2 separate regions of the Homo sapiens genome follow, and region 1 is linked to region 2. Evidence: read pairs that join two places in POLR2A ChIA-PET (ENCODE). Cell type or tissue: OCI-LY7. All regions are shown on one strand. Each heading gives the region's core, and the rest is flanking DNA. Links, peaks and the distances in the headings are about the cores only.

Region 1 (5,375 bases), core at 304-5,303, 690 kb after region 2:
GCTGAGAAGAGTGTCAGTCCCCAGGTGGCCCTGGACCCAGGCCATTTCTCTGTAGACAATGAGGAATTTGGGCTCCAGTCTCCCATTTCCCCTCCCTGCTGTGGAAGGTCATCCCCATCTGAGAGCCCAGAAACACTTGGGGCGGCTGCATTCCCACCTCTTTCAGCTGGGGCTGGTTTGCTGCAAACATTTCTGCAAATCCTCCAGCACTCTCTCAGGATGGAGGACTTGCCCTCGTTAGAGTAACAGGAACCAAGATTTGGGGGTCAGACAGAGCTGGGTTCAGTTCCTTCCTCAGCGGCTTCCCAGTCACATCACTTCCTTTCTTGCTGAGTCTCCTTTCTCCTGAAACGCACACCACATTGATGTAAGGACTAAATAGGTAGTTCTTAAATGGGCAGCAGTTATTTTTCTCTGTGGAAGAAAGATACACTTTTTGTAGAAAATGCAGACGACATGGAAGAGAATTTTTCTTTTTCCCATACAGAGTCTTACTCTGTTGCCCAGGTTGGAGTGCAGTGGTGTGATTTCTGCTCACTGCAGCCTCTGCCTCCCGGATTCAAGCAATTCTCCTGCCCCAGCCTCCTTGAGTAGCTGGGATTACAGGTATGTGCCACCACATCTGGCTAATTTTTGTACTTCTAGTAGAGATGGGGTTTCACCATGTTGGCCAGGCTGGTCTCAAACTCCAGACCTCAAGTGATCCGCCCACCTCAGTCTCCCCAAGTATTGGGATTTCAGGCATGAGCTACCATGCTGGCCAGAAGAGACTTTTTTAAAGATAAAATTTGCCATAATTTCTTTTTTCTTTTTTTTTCTTGCTTTGAGACAGAGTTTCGCTCTTGTTGCCCAGGCTGGAGTGCAATGGCGCGATCTCAACTCACCGCAACCTCCACCTCCCGGGTTCAAGTGATTCTCCTGCCTCAGCGTCCCTAGTAGCTGGGATTACAGGCATGCGCCACCATGCCCAGGTAATTTTGTATTTTTAGTAGAGACGGGGTTTCTCCATGTTGGTCTTACTGGTCTTGAACTCCCGACCTCAGGTGATCCGCCCACCTCGGCTTCTCAAAGTGCTGAGATTACAGGCATGAGCCACTGCGCCCAGCCCAAAATTCACCAAAATTTCATCCAAAACTGATATAAGGCATATAAACCCAGGTCCTGACAGAGCAGCTTCTCAATAATCATTGGTTCCTACTTATCCGATGCTCTTAATGACCTCAAAACGTTGGAAAACTAGGTCATGTTCCCTTTTTTGCAGATGAGAAGCTAAAGCTCAGAGAGTTGAGGGATTTGTCCAAAGTCACACAATGAACAGCCAGAATCCAATGTTTTGGCATCTAATATACTTCTTTTCCTTTGAGCCTGGCTATGTAGCAAACATAGTTTGGTGCAAATCACAGCTCTGCCATTAGTCACTGTGTGACTTTGGGTAAATGAATTCACCTCTTTGATCCTTAGTTTCTTCATTTGTGGGATGGAGAGAATAATTGTGCCCACCTTGTAGGACTGTTAAAAATAAGAAAACATATTTTAAATAAACAAAAAATTAAAGTTGGTTTTTTTTTTTTTTTTTTTTGGAGATGGTGTCTCACTCTGTCACCCAGGCTGGAGTGCAGTGGCGTGATCTCATCTCACTGCAACCTTGGCCTCCTCAGTTCAAGTGATTCTCCTGTCTCAGCCTCCCAAGTAGCTGCGACTACAGGCATACACCACCACGCCTGGCTACTTTTTGTATTTTAGTAGAGACAAGGTTTCACCATGTTGGCCAGGCTGGTCTCGAACCCCTGACCTCAAGTGATCTGCCCCCCCCTCAGCATCCCAAAGTACTGGGATTACAGGCATGTGTCACCACGCCCGTCCAGGATGTGGTTTTTAAAATTAGCATTGTGGGACCATTGAGCACGTAGCTAAGTGATCAGTAAATCATAGTCGTGGGTGTTTGGGGCATAGAGACCTGGATTTAAAGCCTAGCTCCACTTCTTAGAGCTGTGTGGCCCTTGGAAAGTCGTTTCTCCTCTCTGGGCCTCAGTTGTCTCACTTGTACAATGGATATAATTAGAAGACCTACCATGTGGGGCTGTTAGGAGCCATTCACAGCGTGCCTGGCCCATAGAAGTCCTCAGTGCACAGAAGCTATTAATTATGTATGAAGAAATAATTATAACAGGTACCGCTGGCAATCTGATAAATAGAAAAGACCTTGATGAAGTGCTGAGGCTAAGGAGTGGGAAATACCCTTCTCCCCAAGGGAGAAAAAACCAAAGGGAACCAGAGTTCAAAAGGGGAAGGTGCAGCAGCTGTGTTTGAGCCCCGAGAGGCAATTTCACCTTGACCCATAAAACTGAAAAGGGTTGTGTCTTCCTGTCCAGATAAGGATCAGAAGAACAAAGCGTACTATTAATTAAGTCCTGCCTATTTTTAAGTTTATGGGATATTTTTCCCCCTTAAAGATAAACTCACAACAAAAGTTCAAAAGGCAAACACAAGGCAGGGGTGGGAGCCAGTCCTGCCAGCCCTGAAACTCTGAGGTGGGTGGTTTGGTCCCAAGACCAAGTTTGCTCACCTTGGGCCTCTGGGAGTTAGACCACAGAGGGACCAGAGCCATCCAGAGAGGTGGGGAGCCAGCCCACCGTGTCTGCTGGTCCTGGCCCCCAGGGTGCAACTCGAACTGAGAAACCTGGCCGGGTCCCCAACTTCGCAGGAGGGAGAATGGACTTGGTGTGTCTTCATGTCCCCCAAGAGGATATGAGTCACAGCGAAGAAGCCAGCCAGGCCCAGTGTGCTCATTGTCTAGGCAGAGAACAGAAAAAACAAGTGCCTTCCCTTCTGGGTGGCCTTGGACAAATCATTTCCCTTCTGCACCTTGGTTTCCTCATCTGTGAATGAGATGGTGATAACTTTCAGCCTCCTAGAGTTGCAATGAGTACGATAGAAAGCAACTTCAGCTGGGCGCTGTGGCTCACGCCTATAATTCCAACACTTCAGGAGGCTGAGGCAGGTGGATCGCTTGAGCCCAGGAGTTCAATACTAGCCTGGGCAACATCGTGAGACACCCCCCACTCCCATCTCTACAAAAAATAAAAACAATAGCTGAGCATTGTGGCGCATGCCAGTAGTCCCAACTACTTGGGAGGCTGAGGTGGGAGGATCACTTGAGCCCAGGAGGCAGAGGCTTCAGTGAGCCAAGATCGTACCACTGTACTCCAGCCTGGGCAACAGAGTGAGACTCTGTCTCAAAAAAAAAAAAAAAAAAAAAAAAGAAGGCTGGGCATAGTGGCTCATGCCTGTAATCCCAGCACTTTAGGAGGCCAAGGCAGGCAGATCACTTGAGGTCAGGAGTTCAAGACCAGCCTGGTCAACATGGTGAAACTTTGTCTCTACCAAAAATACGAAAATTAGCCAGGCATGGTGGCAGGCGCCTGTGGTCCCAGCTACTTGGGAGGCTGAGGCAGGAGAGTCGCTTGAGCCCGGGAGGCGGAGGTTGCAGTGAGCTGAGATCATGCCACTGCACTCCAGCCTGGGCAACAGAGTGAGACTCTATCTCAGGAAAAAAAAAAAAAAAAAACCACAAACTTCAAGAGAATGCCTTACAGACTTACAGAGTCTCACTATGTTGCCCAGGCTGCACTCAAACTCCTGGCCTTAACTGATCCCAAGTAGCTAGGATTACAGACGTGTACCACTGCACTCGGCTTGTTAGCTGCCTATATCATCATCTCCCAGACTTTTTACATTGTGTTAAGGACACAATTGTTGAGTCAGGAATGCCAGGAGGGTCTTTACTATCCACTGTCAGTGTAAGCTTGGCAAGTCACATTCCTTCTCTGAACCTAAGTTTCCTCACCTGGAAATGAGGTGTAAAGACAGAGTGAGATGGTGAATAAAAAGGACTAAAGTACACATACTCAGAAATAAATAAAGCTGACCGGGTGCGGTGGCTGATGCCTGTAATCCCAACACTTTGGGAGGCTGAGGCAGGCGGATCACCTGAAGTCGGGAGTTCAAGGCCAGCCTGACCAACATGGAGAGACCCCATCTTTACTAAAAATACAAAATTAGCCGGGTGTGGTGGCGCATGCCTGTAATCCCAGCTACTCAGGAGGCTGAGGCAAGAGAATCGCTTCAACCCGGGAGGCGGAGGTTGTGATGAGCCGAGATCACATCATCATGCTCCAGCCTGGGCAACAAGAGCAAAACTCTGTCTCAAAAAAAAAAAGAAGAAGAAGAAAGAAAGCAGCTGTTTTATTCTTTTCAGTTTCTTTCCTAGATCCAGACACATTGGGGAGGTAACGAGTCCTATAGCCACACCTGCACGTTGGATTATAAATGGCCAGGTTACTTGTCAGCTGCCCCTCCAGACAAGAGCATTCTGCCATGATGGGAAGGTAGTCTATCCACACCACATGTGCCTATTGAACAGGTGATATGTGACTGGTATGTCTGGGGAACTAATTCTTTGTTTAATTTTAATTCATTTAAATAGTCACATATGGCTAGTGGCTACCATATTGGACAGCAGAGTCTAGACTATTATCTCCATGAGACTAGGAATCAAGGCTGTTTTTTATTTTTTGAGATGGAGTCTCCCTCTCATCATGCAGGCTGGAGTGCAGTGGTTCGATCTCAGTTCACTGCAACCTCCACCTCCCAGGTTCAAGCGATTCCCCTGCCTCAGCCTCCCAAGTAGCTGGAATTACAGGTGCCCACCACCACGCCCAGCTAAATTTTGTATTTTTAGTAGAGATGGGGTTTCGTCATTTTGGCCAGGCTGGTCTCGAACTCCTGACCTCAGGTGATCAGCCTGCCTTGGTCTCCCAAAGTGCCGGGATTACAGGTGTGAGCCACTGTGCCTGCCTGATACAATAAATCATTGCTAAGTGCCTACTAGACACTGAAGACACTATGCTGGACAAGGTAGAAATGGTCTCTACCAACATGGAGCTTACATTCTAGTGAGGGGGAGGGAGCCTCAAACAATAAGCAGATACAAACATATTGTCGTACAATAAATATGTCAGGCCAGAGATTTCATGTGTGCTCTGAAGAATACAAATGAGCTGTGGTGGTGACTTCTGTCCTTCCTTCAAAAGATAAGTCAAGAAAAAGACATTTAAGTTCAACTCCAGAAATGAGAAGGATCTAGCTATTCAAAGAGTACAAGGAAAAGCACTCCAGGCAGAGGGAACAGCATGTGTGAGGGCCCTGAGCCAGGCCCTCCACTAAGCATTATGCAAGGGTTAATTTCTTCACATCCACCCCACAGGGTAGATAATTTATTATCATTAATAACAGATAATGGCCGGGGGCAGTGGCATACGCCTGTAATCCCACCACTTTGGGAGGTCGAGGCGGGTGGATCAATTGAGGTCAGG
Region 2 (5,375 bases), core at 317-5,316:
TACTGCACTCCAGCCTGGCAAAAGGCAAGACTCCATCTCAAAAAAACCCAAAAAACCAAAAACAAAGAGAGAAAGAAAGAAGGAGAGAGAGAGAAAGGAAGGAAGGAAGGAAGAGAGAGAGAGAAAGAAAGAAAAAACAGAGGCCAGGCACGGTGGCTCATGCCTGTAATCCCAGCACTTTGGGAGGCCGTGGCGGGCGGATCATTTGAGGCCAGGAGTTCGAGACCACCCTGGCCAACATGGTGAAACCCCGTCTCTACTAAAAAATCCAAAAATTAGCTGGGCATGGTGGTGCACATCTGTGATCCCAGCTATTCGGGACGCTGAGGCAGGAGAGTCACTTGAACCTGGGAGGTGGAGGCTGCAGCAGGCTGAGATTGCACCACTGTGCTCCAGCCTGTGTGACAGAGCAAGACTCTGTCTCAAAAAAAAAAAAGAAAAAAAAAGAAATCTGGTTTCTATTCTGCCATGAAAGGGATGGGTGACCCCCAAGGCCTCAGTTTCCTTATCCTAAAGAACTCAAATTATTTTTGAGAAGGTCACCAGCCAAGTAGCTTTTGTTATAAAATGCAGATGTTCATATTTTTTTCTAGTGTGGTAAAATTCCCTTAACATAAAATTCACCATTTTAACCTTTTTTTTTTTTTTTTTTTTTTTTTTGAGACAGTCTCACTCTGTCGCCCAGGCTGGAGTGCAATGGCACGATCTTGGCTCACTGCAGCCTCTGCCTCCTGAATTCAAGTGATTCTCCTGCCTCAGCCTCCCAAGTAGCCTGGATTACAGGCACACACCACCACACCTGGCTAATTTTTGTATTTTTAGTAGAGATGGGGTTTCGCCATGTTGGCCGGGCTGGTCTTGAACTCCTGACCTCGTGATCCACCCCCCTCAGCCTCCCAAAGTGCTGGGATTACAGGCGTGAGCCACCACGCCCGGCCTTAACCATTTTAAATGGTACAATTCAGTGGCATTTAGTACCTTCACATGCAACCATCACCGCTATCTGTTCCAGAACATTATCATCTGCATATGGATTATCCGGAAGAGTTAAATCCATAGAGACAGGAAGATTGGTGGTTGCCAGGGGCTGGGGAGAGGGGAAAGTGGGCAGTGATTGCTTAATGGGTACAGAGTGTCTTTTAGGGGTGATGAAAATGTTTTGGAACTAGATGGAGATGATAGTTGCCCAACATTGTAAATGCACTAAATGGGACTGAATTGCTCACTTTAAAATGGTTAATTTTACCTCAATTTAAAAAGAGAAAGGGGAAAAAGATAGCTTTGTTTATTAATTAATTAAGCACTTCAGCTGTAGAGAGAGAGAATTTAGATTAATGGGCTAACTCAATGAGACCCAGCCTAATGCCCCCATTACATCTACAGAACTGTGCCCTGAGATTTTAATAGTAGAGACCAGTTAGGCTATCATGAGCTTTCACGTCTCAATGTATAGTTAGAGGACTCGTATTCTCAACATCACCTGGGAGCCTGTTAGACATTCACAACCCCAGGCTGCCCCAGACCAACTGAACGAGAATTTGTACTTTTTAATTTTATTTTATTTTTGAGACTGAGGGAGTCTCCCTCTGTCGCCCAGGCTGGAGTGCAGTGGTGCAATCTCAATTCACTGCAACCTCCGCCTCGTGAGCTCAAGCGGTTCTCCTGCCCCAGCCTTCCAAGTAGCTGGGATTACAATGCATGCCACCACACCTGTCTAATGTTTGTATTTTTAGTAGAGACGGCGTTTTGCCATGTTGGCCAGGCTGATCTCAAACTCCTGGCCTCAAGTGATCTGCCCGCCTCAGCCTCTGAAAGTGCTGAGATTACAGGCGTGAGACATCGCGCCCGACACAGAATCTGTATTTATTTAACAAGCTTTCCAGGTGATTCACTTGCACGTTGAAGTGTGGAAAATCACAGTTATAGGAACGCTGAAGTGGTACAAGCTTACCCCACTCTAGGCAACCAAATATATATTAACATAATTTCAGTTTTGTTTTTGTTTTTTTTGAGATGGAGTCTCACTCTGTCACTCAGGTTGGAGTGCAGTGGCACGATCTCAGTTGACTGCAACCTCCGCCTCCTGGGTTCAAGCAATTCTCCTGCCTCAGCTTCCCGAGTAATTGGGATTACAGGTGCATGCCACCACGATCGGCTAATTTTTTTTGTATTTTTTTTTAGTAGAGATGGGGTTTCCCCATGTTGGCCAGGGTGGTCTCAAACTCCTGACCTAAAGTGATCCGCCGGCCTTGGCCTCCCAGAGTGCTAGGATTACAGGCCTGAGCCACTGCGCCCGGACATAATTTCAGTTTTTTACAGAGGATGCATTGCGGTATGACTGCTTGCTTAACAGGCTCCCATTAGTCTTTAATTTCCAATCTCCCTTAAGGCACTGGAAAATTTAACCACCATCAAAAGATTTAGCAGTGATTTTCAAGGAACTCAGCTTCTGAGTAGATGAAAGTCTTTACAATACAAAACACACACCAGCGGCCAGAAAATGTTAATATAAGCTTCCAAGTCAGCCAGGGAAATTGCCTTCTTATGTGAGATGTGGCAGAATTTATTTAAGGAGTGACGTGCCTGTAATTCCAGCACTTTGGGAGGCCGAGGCGAGAGGATAACTTGAGCCCAGGAGTTTGAGAGTAGCCTGGGTAAGATAGGAAGACCCATCGCTACAGAAAATTTTAAAAACATTAGCTGGGTGTGGTGACACGTGGCTGTGGTCCCAGCTACCTGGGAGGCTGAGGCGAGAGGATCACTTGAGCCTGGGAGGTCAAGGCTGCAGTGAGACTGGATCAATTATGCTACTGCACTCCAGCCTGGGTGATAGAGTGAGACTCTGTCTCTGAAAAAATAAGCTAAAGAAAAAAGAGGCCGGGCACGGTGGCTCACGCCTGAAATCCCAGCATTTTGGGAGGCCGAGGCAGGAGGATCACCTGAGGTCAGGAGTTTGAGACTAGCCTGGCCAACTCGGTGAAATCCCATCTCTACTAAAAAGACAAAAATTAGTTGGGCACGGTGGCGCATGCCTGTAATCTCAGCTGCTCAGGAGGCTTGAGGCAAGAGAATTTCTTGAACCCGGGAGGCAGAGGTTGCAGTGAGCTGAGATTCCACCACTGCACTCCACCCTGGGCGACAGAGCGAGACTCTGTCTCAAAAAAAAAAAAAAAAAGAAATTAAATGTTTTAGAGTACACCTCTGAATAGGATTTTTTTTTTTTTTTTTTTTGTGACAAGGTCTCACTCTGTTGCCCCCGCCTCCTGGGTTCTACCCATTCTCCTGCCTCAGCCTCCCAAGTAGCTGGGATTATAGGCGCTCACCACAATACAGGGCTTATTTTTGAATTTTTAGTAGAGATGGAGTTTCACCATGTTGGCCAGGCTGGTCTCGAACTCCTGACCTCAAGTGATCCGCCTGCCTCAGCCTCCCAGTGTGCTGGGATTACAGGTGTGAGCCACCGTGCCAGCAGGATTCTTTTTTTTCTTTCTTTGTTTCTTTTTTTGAGACGGGGTCTTCCTTTGTCACCCAGGCTGGAGTGCAGTGGTGCGATCATGGCTCACTGCAGCCTCAAACTCCTGGGCTCAAGTGATCTTCCTACCTCAGCCTCCTGAATAGGTGGGACTACAGACATGCACCACCATGCCTATCTAATTTTTTTTTTTTTTTAAGTAGAGAAGCAGTATCGCTTTCTTGCCCAGGCTGGTCTTGAACTCTCAGGCTCAGGTGATCCACCCACCTCACCCTCCCAAATTGCTGGGATTACAGATATGAGCCACTGTGCCTGGCAGTGAACAAGATTCTCAATGGGTGATTTTAAAGAGGCTGTTCCCTTCAGCCTAGGGTACCCCACCTTTTCCCTGTGCTTTGTTCCTGTCTTTAGTACTTCCTCAGTATCCCAAACTTGAAAATCAAAAGATACAAAGCTAACACGATGATACCCATATTCTACCTAATTTTATGGTAAAATTTGCTTGGTTTAACTTTCTTTTTTTTTTTTTCTTTTTTAAGATGGAGTTTCACTCTTGTTGCCCAGGCTGGAGTCAATGGCACAGTCTCAACTCACTGCACCCTCCGCCTCCCAGGTTCAAATGAGTCTCCTGTCTCAGCCTCCTGAGTAGCTGGGATTACAGGTGCGTGCCACCACGCCCGGCTAACTTTTTTTTTTGTATTTTTAGTAGAGACGGGGTTTTATCTTATTGGTCAGGCTGGTCTTGAACTTCTGACCTCAGGAGTGATAGGATCATGGTTTGCTGTAGCCTCCACCTCCCAGGTTCAAGTGATCCTCCCACCTCAGCCTCCTGAGTAGCTAGGACTACAGTTGCACACCACCATGCCCAGCTAATTTAGTTTATTTTTTGCAAAGACAGGTCTCCCTATGTCTCCGCCCGCCTTGGCCTCCCAAAGTGCTGGGATTACAGGCGTGAGCCACCACACTGGCAGTTTAACTTCTTTTACCAAAATTTAAAAACAAATACATTTAACAAATATTTATTGCATGCCAATTACATACTAGACGCTGCTGCATGTATGGAGATTTAGCAATGACCAAAGAAAAGGGAAATATATCAAAATGACATAGAAGTTATCACTGGGTTGTGGAATGATAGTTTTCCTATTTCTGATTTATCTTGTTCTCCTTTTCTATATTTTTGATGTTTTCTGCAAACAGTATGTATCACTTTTTATAATACCTGAGAAAATATGGATCGGCTTAGTGGCTCATGCCTATAGTCCCAGCACTTTGGGAGGTAGAGGCTGGAGGATCGCTTGATTCCAGGAGTTCGAGACCAGCCTGGACAACATAGGGAGACCTGTCTCTACAAAAAATAAACAAAATTAGCTGGGCATGGTGGTGTGCAACTGTAGTCCTAGTTACTCAGGAGGCTTTGGATGAAACAAGTGGTCCAGAGACAACAATGAGAATTCCTTTCCCCAGGGAGGGAGGTCAATTCAGTTCGTGAGCCTTGAGAAGCTGAAATGCTACCTTGGATCTGGAAATACTTAGTGATGCTTATCAGGCTAGCGATCGAGTTTCCCCAGCAGCTCAGTTAATTACCCAGAACTTTCTGTATTGAGTGAGTCCTAAGACTCTGCGTGACTTTCTCAAAGTCAGGCCTCATTTTATTCAATAGGAGACATTTTTCCCCCTTTCAGCTGGATTTTCTTGGATTATCAAAAGAGAGTGTTTATGCATGCACACAGGAGAACCGGTTCACACATTACATTTTCCTTGCCCAGAGGAATCAGAGCAATTATCCATTCCCTCTAACATCATGTCTCAGAATTGTAGGGTTAGGGTTTGTCATTTTCAGAAGTTTTAGATCTGAGCAGCAGCAGGTCCAGCATGCGTGCGGTGACACTGCTGGCTTTCC

Evidence for each region. ChIA-PET counts read pairs that join two places held together with the same protein. Peaks named below come from ENCODE experiments on the same cell type or tissue, not always from the same donor. Only the 100,000 strongest peaks of a DNase experiment are listed, where the experiment ranks them.
Region 1: POLR2A ChIA-PET joins it to region 2 with 5 read pairs; 2 of 35 experiments call an interaction of 5 or more read pairs at or near these places.

Annotation. Positions count from the first base shown.
Region 1 is chr12:120,675,278-120,680,652 of GRCh38, reverse strand. It overlaps LOC105370029 (a long non-coding RNA gene), which reads left to right. Exons shown (of 3, transcript XR_945449.3): 3 at 4,259-4,477. It also overlaps a transcript of CABP1 not described here. Among named protein-coding and RNA genes, the nearest start is that of MLEC, 9.2 kb to the left of the region's middle. RefSeq lists an enhancer at 309-418. In OCI-LY7, for the core only: no CTCF peak of the experiment used is centred there; DNase peaks (open chromatin) are centred at 2,302 and 2,792; H3K27ac peaks cover 1,852 bases.
Region 2 is chr12:121,365,886-121,371,260 of GRCh38, reverse strand. No RefSeq gene overlaps it. Among named protein-coding and RNA genes, the nearest start is that of ANAPC5, 16 kb to the right of the region's middle. In OCI-LY7, for the core only: no CTCF peak of the experiment used is centred there; no DNase peak of the experiment used is centred there.